Linked DNA regions of Homo sapiens: regions 1 and 3 are each linked to region 2. A link is a loop called in an ENCODE intact Hi-C map of the cell type or tissue named here. Cell type or tissue: ascending aorta. All regions are shown on one strand. Links, peaks and the distances in the headings refer to the core of each region. The heading gives the core; the rest is flanking DNA.

Region 1 (2,500 bases), core at 1-2,500, 50 kb after region 2:
CCAACTTCCAGATTTAGCAAATCTGTATTGTTAGTACATACTAAAAATTAAAGGACAGCAAGAAATACAAATTTAATTTGTAAAAAGTCTTCAATTACTGGTTTGGAAATGCCCCTTGGAGATACAGGCTTCATTCTGGCTTGCTTTTCAAACTCAGTCACTAACCACAGGGTGTGAGGGTCCCGCTCCTGCAGTCTTCAGGGCCATTGGCTCCACTCTCCACCCCCTGCTTTGTGCTACAGCTTCCAATCTGATTTCACAATAAAAGGTCACACAGCTGCCTTTGGCTGCCAAGTTTCAAATATGCCCTGATGTTAACCCTTTAGAGGCTACAGAGCAGTGGCATTTTTCTCAGTGCTGTTCCAGTATTCACATAAATGGGTCATCTAAGTTCCAAGAATATGCATGCCCTCCACCCTCCACATAGGACTCCATAAAACCATTACATTTGAATGAGAATGTAAGATGCTTCCAAAACTACATTGATGCTATTTCCTAAATTGATTTTTTTGTGAAGAAAGTTGTGTTGTAGTGTTCCACCCTCAGAGTGTCTTAACCAGTGAGCATCTTGTAGACAGTCCTTCCCCGATATTCTGCAACACCTCACCCCATCCCTCCAAAGTCTTTGGGGAATGAAGAAGGCTAGAGCCACCAGCTTCCCTCAGAGAGGAGACCTGGGCTTTAGGCTTCCTGAACCTCATTCTGACTCTCCTTAATGTTCTTCTTTATCCTGCTTCTTGAAAAAGCCAACTTGGAGCATATGTGGACAAGCTCCAGAAAACAGTGTGCTCTCATCAGTGAGCCCATCTAGTGGGGAAGGCAAACAGAGTCATGCACCCGGATCCCCTTGGTGGAACCAGGCCAGCAGTCAGCTTAGAATGTCTAAGGAAGGAGACTCCAGCAGCCAATCTAACCTCACAACCCCACAACTCCTCCCTGCCTTGAATCACTCTTTCCCCGCTGGCCCACAGAGCTTTGATGCAGCCCTTCAGAGACCTGGGTGCATTGCTGACACGACTGTCTAGCCCACTCCCCTCTGAGACCTCGTGGGAAGTGTTATGATTTTCTCTGTGCTCCTCTGTGCCTAGCACCGTGCCTGACACTTTAGAAGCCCTAATTGTCCGTCAGATGAATCAACAAAGATAAAATATCAGTTGACAATTAACCTGCTTCAAAGGATGAACAACTCTATTTCTGGAAACTGTACTGAAGTAATTGGTTCACAGATTAAATTGCTAAAGTGCTTACTGGACAAGTTAGTGAGTGACTTTTTTGGCACACTTCATAATAAGTGACACATCTTTGACTAGTCACCAGGAATGTGAGTTTATCCACCAAGCATTTATTGAGACTCGCGTACGTGCCCAGGAGTGTTCCAGTACCGTGGGGGAGGGTAGCAGGGAAAGGGAAATAGAACAGAATTGTGAGTCCTGGGTCCTGTCCTCCAGCATCTTAATCCTAATGAGGAGGAACAGATTCAGAAAGACTGTGGCAGAACACTTGTGACACTCCAAGCTGGACCCTCAACCCTGGACAAACTTGCTGTGATTTAGACATGGCTCAGCCAGCCAGGTTGGTTCTGGCCACAGTATCTCTGGACCACATCATGTCACAATGCAGTATGGTCACATCATTAAAACATCCAGACATGCCTTCAACCATTATATAGCCAAACCAGTGTCTGTGGGGAGATGAGTGGTTTCAGTGAAATCACAAGTCTGAGAGCAGAAATGGCAAATGAAGAACTTCACTGAGCAAAACCCCTGGAAAAGCGAGGGGGCCATGCCAGCCTCTTCCTTCAGAGCTCAGAGCTGCTGCCTCTTCCTCTCACCTGCCTAGGTTTCCTAACTTCTCTTGAGAGGCAGGTGTGGCTAACACATTTTTAAAAATAACTTGGCACCTATTTCCAACCCCCTTTTTCTTTATCTCTCTCTGCTATAGCAGCTGGAAAATCTAAATATGGTATTTCCCAGCCTCTCTGGTGTTCTCTTGGCCAATGAGACAGAAGCACAAGTCAGCTGGGGGCTTCTTGGAGGGTTTCAGCTCTCCTGACACCACCCCTACCCAAGTCCCTTTTCTGTCTTGACCACAGACATGACCGCTCAAGGTGAGGCAAGCCTCTTGTGAACATGAGAGAAAGGTTAAAATCAGCACAGAGACATTGGTCCCGATGCCAAAGCAGCCTTCAGATGTCTTGTTGTGTAAGAAAACACAATTCTGTTTAAGTCACCCTTGGGTTTTCTGTTACATGCAGCTAAACATATTCGTAACTGGATTAGAGAGTTAAAAATTTCCTTTTCTTTATATGAGGAATGATCAATAAGATATCAAAAGTGAATACCAAATAGGAAAGAGGAATATAGTAGCAGAGAAACTAGTATCCCTGGGACCCACAATGACATTTGTGGAACAGCTCATTGTGACTGGCTATGGACACAAAGTGGGCCCTTTGCCTGCCTCCCAGTTAATACAGCATAGAACCTTTTAAAATAAATAGTGT
Region 2 (5,245 bases), core at 1,685-4,184:
CTTGAATGGATCCTGGACAACTTTATTTAAAAATTATATAATTATGTACTTTAAAAACGTATTCAAAATCTTATTGTTACCACATTAAACCATGGATATTATTCTTAGAAAAAGGCTATTCTTTGGCTTAAAAAAAGGGAATCGCTATAAATCAAGTAAGTAAATATATTGAGATGATAGGGAGGATGGATACAGTAAAAATTATGAAGGAGATGAACAGATGACTGGAGGTTGGGGGATGCCACAGCCGGCTGTGCTGCCTTGAAGGGCAGTGAGAATGTTGTTAGTAGCTGCCTAGAATGTTGTGTAGAGAAGGAGTCTGAGGCCCCATGCATTGTCTGTTAGTGACGTCTGCCATGGCGCACGGGGAAGCACTGGAGGTTGCTGGGGGTAACAGCAAATTGTGAGGTCTCCTCGCTCTCTTGAATCAAGCCCAACATGCTCCTTTTTCAGAGGAGGAGGAAGCCCAGAGAAATGAACTGAACTTTTCAAATGTCTCAAGGCAATGATTCTACAACCAGTTGCCTCTTTCTAAGAGGCCCAAACATTTACTCGTGGTTCCCAGTCAATATATTTTGTCTTTTGGGGAGTGGGGATCATGGTTTTTAATAATTTCACCCAGTTTAGATTCTTTCCAGTAGAAAGGCAGACCTGGATTAGAATCCTGCCTTATTCCACGTGTGCTACAGGAAGTAACCGTGTCCCTTTTAACCTCTGAAGTTTCTTCCTCTGTGTAGTGGAGTACGTCACCATCACAGTGCTGTTGTGAGGGTTGAATGAAATAAACCACCTAGAGCATTGATTATGAAATGCAAAGTCGAAGTTCAAGAAATGGTGCCTAATGTTGTCTCTTTCCCTTGTCTACAAAATGGATACTTGTTACAAGCCTACCAGGTGCCTCAACCTTTAACCAGTAGGGTTTTCACTACCATGAAACAAGGGGCAATTCCATGTTCGACACATGCTCGGGAGGCTCTGCTGACTCTCCCAGGCCTTCATGGCCATCATCGTTGGGCATGCAGCCCACCACCCTCCCAGCACAGACACACAGATCCCGACCACACACTCCCAACCAGAAATATCCAAAAATACACTAAGAAAAATCCAATAATACTTACTTGAGGTTCTTAAACTCTTTCTTTGGGGGTAGATAGATACAAGGCAGTAAACCAGCATAGGGAAAGAAAAATAGCAAAAAACAAACAAACCAAAAAAACACCTAATAAAAAAATCCCATAGGAAGGAAATGGAACCCCCCCCCACCCACCCCAAAATGGATCTAAACTGTGTGGTTGCCGGAGCTGCTTTCCTGAAAAGAGGGCCAGAAACTGAGAGCATGGAGCGCTTAGACTGGAATTGTTTTCTAAACAGAATTTTTTAGGGTATATTTTTCACATATATTACCCTTTCTCAAAATGCCCTGGCCAAAAGTAGTAAAAATGCTGTACTATTAAACTTAAGTTAGGGGCCTGTGTTGGCTGAGGGACCCAGCTGGGTTTCTTCTGGCAACCGGAGAAAGAAGGAGGCGGGAAAGTGCCACTGCGCCCTATTACCCTCAGGTGCCCATTTGGTGCCAACTGGGGGATGTTTGATTGAACTTGGCCCCTAGCTAAGAACAGTGGGGGTGGGAGTGGGGGAAAAGTAAGAGACAGTTTAAAAAATAATGAAGGGACATAGGTATGTTGAGAAGAAAAAAAGAAAGAAAAATCACATCTGCATATTTTCTGAATGAGCAAGAGAGGTTATGATTACAGCTTCATTTTGTGTTCCTTGTTAAAAAGAGGCAGGGCCTCCTAGGACTTGGCAGTGGGTGCCTAGAGGTATGGTAAGAAGAGGGTGGAGAATGGCCCAAGTTTTATTCAAAACAGTAGGTTTTAGCTAAAGCCAAGTTGGGCAAAAGAGACATGTTCACAAGTCATCACCAGTTGTGGCCAAAGAAAGGTCACTTTCCATCTTGTGATTTTCCACGGTCCTTGGGGACCAAATTGAAAGCTTTAGGGCTTTGACTTTGTCCTCAGGAAAGTAAACTCAGCTTGAAGTACAAGTTCCTGGTGGCACACTGGGTCACATTGCCACGACGAAAGTCCAGCACACCCTGACTTGCTGGAGGATACCTGAGGAAAGGTCTGTGGTCGGAGCTGAGTGGGTTTATTGATCTTACTGGAAAATGGGCATTTCAGCTTCTCTCCAAGGAACCAGCCCAGACGTGTCAGCAAAGAGTCCCTTTGGACACATTGACCCAAGCTGAAAAATGTATGAAAACACTTCATGTCTACTAAATCTGGTACTGCTAGCTGCATTGTCTGATGGTCCATCCAAGAAGAAAGGGAGGGACTGGGAAGAGTGACCGCCTCTCTCTGCAGTCCTATGTCTGCACCAGAGCCGCCTCACGGGCCTATGGGCAGGCAAGGAAGCTGTCAAGGACCTACCAAGCCTTGGCACAAAGATCGCTGCAGTTGGGAAGAACCTTTAGCTCACAGATGTTTTGCAGCAATGAATGGAACAAAAACAATGTCTGTTAGTGCCACCAGGCCTTGCAGTTGGAATCTGAGTTTGGGCTGCTAGAACATGACCAAAGGAAACAAATGTTTGACCAGACATCTGAGAACATGTGTTTTGTTTTGCTTGTGTAGATGCAGACTGCTGGCCTGAGGTGTCTGCTTTTGGCTGAGAGGCAACATGGAGGCCCGTTGCAGACATGCACCATGCCAAATACAGGCAAAGCCAGCCTAGGGGATTGCACTGGTCTCTGTTTAAATCCCTCAGTAAGATGGGTTTCCCCCTGTTCTATTCCAAGTCTAAACTTACAGTGGTTGAAGAGACGGGACAAAAAAACAGGTGTGGTTTGAACCCTCTGGATTTGAACTCTTTTTTTTCTCTCCTCTTCCTGACTTGGATACCAAAGAAAGAGCCTCAACTCACCACTGCTTGGACCACCCCACAATAGCCCCACTCCTTTTCTGACCAGGACAAGAAAGGGGCTCCTGAGGGAAAGGGTTTCTAATAGATCCATCCTGGGATACCTTGGAGGCACTAAAAAAAGAAAAAGAAAGAAAGAAAACCAATTCTGTTCTGGTGATGTTTATGTGGGCTTTTTAAGAATGTCCAGGCTCCCGTCCAGTGGTGGCTGCTGTTTCTCGGTGGCAGAGATGATGCCTGGTTTATTCTTAGTAAAGTGCTTAGGACGCTGAGCCTGAGGGGCTCTGGAATGGAAAAACAAAACAAAACAAAACAAACCGGAGGCCCGCTCTGCCTGGCTCCTAGAGACACGCAAAGCTGGGCAAAGGAAGGAGATTGAGGTGGGACTGAGACATTGTTGCATTGTGAATGCCCCGGTTCCCCACCTCCTGCCCCCCGAATCATGATTGTTTTATGCGGTTATTTTTCCCTTTGGTGAGGAAAATGGGATGTGGTGTCAATTACTGGGAAAAATATACAAAGTCCTAATGGCTAATCTATTCTTCTAAGTATGTGGAAGGCTACTACACCGAAGAGACTTGATCTAATTGTATAATAAAACTCAAATCATTTCCAGCCAGATCGGACATGCCAGGGCTGCTGCTGCTGCCGCCGCCGCTGCCCTGGGCAAGAGAGAGGTGAGCTGACCCTGGAAATTGCTTGTGGGTAAAATCAGCAGAGGATCTGAAGGCAGTCGGGAATACGGCTGCGGGGAGCAATGAGGGACCATAAAGATGTTGTACTGTAAATAGTATCTTCTTGTTTTATGTGTCTCCGTGGTGGCAGTTGTTTTCTCGGCTAGAACGTCTATGTCAAGAGCCTAACCTTGGAGAAAAATCCACAATACTGCTCCATGATGTTCTCTCCCTTCTTCCCTGGACTCGTCGTTTATAGGTTGTCATTTAAAAAACTCACAGCGCCAAGCGTTTTCACATAATTTGTCTCATTTAATTTCATCCTCCCGACAACCCTCCCAGGAAAATCCAATTATCATTTTACAGATGAAAAATCTAAGGGAGGCTAAGTTGTCCAAAGTTTCATGGCTAAAAGATGATGGTGCCAGGACTCAAACTCAGGCTTTCTAACTCATGTTGGCCTTTTCTGCTCTTCCACAGCTGTCCCAGTTTGGGGCCAGCAGGCCCCCTTTGCAAAGCCCTGTTAAGTGATTTTGGTGTCAGGGCATGGTGGAGACCTGAGGCTTGGGAGCAAGGTGTGTGCAGTGTGGAGCTGGTGGAAACACATTTCCTAAAATTAGCTTTCTCCTTTCAACTCTTTCTGATCTGATCTAAAAACATGAAAAGGCTCACAACCACCCGCTTGCATGTAAATCCAATGACAGCTTCTAAGGCCACCACAAAAGGCAAAGCCTCTGTTTATTTAAGCATTGGGATTTAAAAAAAAAAAAAAAAGAAAAATACATCTGGGAGTAGAAGTCATTGGGTTATAAATGAGCTCTCGCCCCACCAAAGAAAAAAATAATAATTATAATAAAAATAATGGCACCATATTCTCTGATAAACCAGTGCCAGAAAAGCTCTTGGGGATCAAGTTTTGTCAGTCCCCAGCTTTTACCAATTTAAATTCTTGGCAGAGTATTAAAAAAAAAAAAAAAAAGTATAAGGTATTTGAAACTTCAGTCCCTCAGGTACTAAATCTAGCGTTTCCTGGCAATAGATGAATGTTGCTGGAGTGAAAACCTAGCACCACAGGACCATATCTCCACGGCTGTTCGTATTTATACTTAACAGACAAATATGTCATTCTTTCCGGATCCCTTTATGGGGCCAATTTTTTTTTTTCCTAATGTGTTACCCACCTACTTCTGATAAAAACGAAGACCAATGAAGCCCAGGACACAGACTTTGAGTTAGCAGGATGCTCTTTGGTATCAAAAACCATGTTTTCCCCCAGCTGCTTAATTCCCTAAGCCACAGGTATAATAAGGTAGGAACAGGATTCTAGATACACAAACCTCGGTGGAGATTGTGAGCAGGCGCAGGATCGATGTAGCCTGATGACATTCATTCCCTGGTCTCTTCACATGTTCTTGTTCTTTATGAGTTGGTTGTGATCCACAGAGAGAGTTGGAACTGAGATGATTTTGCCAGAACTTGGGTTGGCAGAGGCTGTGTGACTCTTTCTGGGCAGTTAGCAGAAGGACCACTTTTCAGTGTTAAGGTCTACACTCATTCATCAACTATGGATCATTTCTCTATTCGGGGGTCCTGCAGTTCTACTTCATCATAAAGCTTTCTCTAATTGCCTTTCAGAATATCTTTTCTATTCC
Region 3 (2,500 bases), core at 1-2,500, 510 kb after region 2:
GAAATTGAAGAGAAATGCAGTCCAAAAGTAAAATTCAAACTATTATTAATATATCCTTTCTTAGGTCATCTTAGGATAATACATATTTCTCCTATACATTGGGGGAAAAAATCAGACACATGAATATTTTATAAAGGCACACTGCATTATCAGAAAGCTGTTCCACACATCCACACTTTAATCTGTTATAAATTAACTTGAGTCAGTTCAAATGTTATATGTAATGCACACGATTACAACTGAAGTCAAATCATACACACCCTCAGTAACTGTAAGCCTAAAACAACTCCAACAGTGAATGAGACGGCTAGAGTTTTCCCTAAGGAAGGATAGGGGTTGGGGGCAATCTGCAAAATGGATATAACTGAGACAAATGCAAAGACTGAAAATATCCTAAAAACCTGAAGATGCTCGTGTGGTTTCACAACAAAGTCCCTTTATAAGATCCACAGCCCAAATGACTGCATCTTTCAACTGCTCCATTTCCAGAACTCCTGATTTTAAATCACACTGAAAACCTTTGGCTGCAATTGAATTAGCATGGTTGGATTTAGCCCTTCTAAATGCCAAAAAGGAAAAAAAAAAAAAAAGTACCATTCTAAAGTTTGTTTTGTTTTAAACTCGGATCTTCTGCATTCCAAAATTGTATCCCTCTGACTAATATAAACCGTTATTACAGAGAAATGGTTTTTTTTTTTAAAAAAAAAAAAAAAAGCCAGTGAAAAAGAATGAGGGAGTAGTAATGGTAACATACAGTACCATGAGCTGCAGCGGCCTCCCAGCCAGTGGTGCAAGGTTAACAGATCAGTCCTGGCCTTCGGGCAGACAGCAGAACACAGCCTTGGGGAAGGGGGGACAGGGACGGAGGCCAGGGGAGGGGGCCCGCTCTCAGGCAGTTTACACAAGAAGGCAGCTCAGCTCCTTTCTGGCGCACTCCTCCTCTCTATCTCCCAACCTCTTTGCGTGTGTCTTGTCATATTTTCTTCAGCTGTTAATTGTCCAGACTCCAAGACTTTAAACAGCCACAGTTTAGGAAAAAGCGAAACCCTTCTAAGTGACCATCACAGCAAATCAGCTTCATGCTAGTGGGTAAAATTTTCCAAGGGAAGTGTTCTTCTGATAGTTCCTGAGTCTCTAAGTCACCCCCACCCCCACCCCCACCGGCCGCCACACACACTCCCCTGGAGGGCTAAATGCACTGTGGCAATAAAACATTCATGCGACTTGGAATTTTAACACAATGCCATTTCCCTAGTTTAACCTGAAAGGAATGCACTAGTCACAACAGACTACATCATCCTGCCATTAAACCCTGCCAAGGAACCGCTTTTTTGGCCGCGCTGGGCCAGCTTTGACGGGAAAGGAGTACACAGACCCACACACTGAGCACAGAGGGGCCACCTCTGCTTCCTCAGCCTTATCCAGCAACACCCTGCTCTTGAACATGACCCCTGACCCCTTGCATTGTGACCAGCTTGTGAGGCATGTGTCACCCTGGAATTTCTGCAGAGCCACACACTGCGCAGGCCATTTGCTGCTCCCTCTCAACAGGCTCTTGGGCAGACGCCAAAGGTTCTTTCTTATTATTACTGCTACTATTGAAAGTCTTCTGTTTAAATGTAGGGATGCTTTTTCCTCGAGTTGTATGATAGTGTGGCTTGGGTTTTTTTTTCCCTCCTTTGTTTGTTTTGGACTTTTTAAAAAACAAACTTTACATTTGCATTGATAATTATGTTATTATTAATGACAAAATGATTCAGTATGGGGACTACTTATCAAAGGTGCCAGTTCTTTCACATTTAAGTGACATTCAATTTAGATTTACAAAACACCCAGAAACAATTCCTATTTCTCCAGAGAAGTTGAGAGAAAAATTCAAAGGGATTGAATCCTAAAACACCTACACTTAACCATTTTTATTTACATGCTATTATTACAAAACAAACAAGCAACAATATTAGATCAAAAAACTGGATTTACTGACTTATTGCTTGTGCAGAGAGTTCTGCCTTCCAAGCAACATAACTGACAAGCAACTATTTTAAAAAGTATGTATACCAAATGAAAAATTAAAATCATACTAAATGTTTACAAATGTTTTTATAATTTTAAAATTGTTCTCATGTAGCCCTTTATAACCAATCACAACAGTACTAATTTTTGCAAGTTAACAGAGGTCATAGTTTTGCACCCCAAAATACCCCTTTCTTCTTCTACCACTGATTCTCCTACCACTGAAGGATGTCTTCCAGATTGTCTTTTTCTGATCATTCATCTTATTAACTATCTTCATATGATGCACATTCACTTTCAATCTTGTCCAATTGTTTTATTATTCCTCTTCTCTACTGTAGTCATAGGCAATTCTAAAAAGCACAAAGTCCCCTCTTTTTGCCCTGACCTTGAGCTACAGCCAGGTGAGCTGTGATTATCCCTACAGAAGGCAGAAGGTGTTCCAGCTTTAATCTCCTGGAGTGAGGCCATGTCCCCTTTCAGTAAC

Evidence for each region. A loop is a pair of places that touch in the nucleus more often than their neighbours do. Peaks named below come from ENCODE experiments on the same cell type or tissue, not always from the same donor. Only the 100,000 strongest peaks of a DNase experiment are listed, where the experiment ranks them.
Region 1: it touches region 2 in a loop (2.1-fold over the local background); 5 of 110 quality-filtered maps call a loop at or near these places.
Region 3: a loop joins it to region 2, with 4 times the contacts of the local background. A loop is called at or near these places in 9 of 110 quality-filtered maps.

What each region holds. Positions count from the first base shown.
Region 1 is chr9:16,246,059-16,248,558 of GRCh38, forward strand. The region is part of intron 1 of LINC03041 (long intergenic non-protein coding RNA 3041); the gene reads right to left. Among named protein-coding and RNA genes, the nearest start is that of LINC03041, 29 kb to the right of the region's middle. In ascending aorta, for the core only: no CTCF peak of the experiment used is centred there; a DNase peak (open chromatin) is centred at 1,373.
Region 2 is chr9:16,194,596-16,199,840 of GRCh38, forward strand. No RefSeq gene overlaps it. Among named protein-coding and RNA genes, the nearest start is that of LINC03041, 79 kb to the right of the region's middle. In ascending aorta, for the core only: no CTCF peak of the experiment used is centred there; a DNase peak (open chromatin) is centred at 3,137; H3K4me3 peaks cover 777 bases; H3K27ac peaks cover 2,500 bases.
Region 3 is chr9:16,703,994-16,706,493 of GRCh38, forward strand. All of the region lies in intron 3 of BNC2 (basonuclin zinc finger protein 2), which reads right to left. Among named protein-coding and RNA genes, the nearest start is that of BNC2-AS1, 22 kb to the right of the region's middle. RefSeq lists an enhancer at 407-1,161. In ascending aorta, for the core only: no CTCF peak of the experiment used is centred there; DNase peaks (open chromatin) are centred at 818 and 1,408; H3K4me3 peaks cover 1,730 bases; H3K27ac peaks cover 2,078 bases.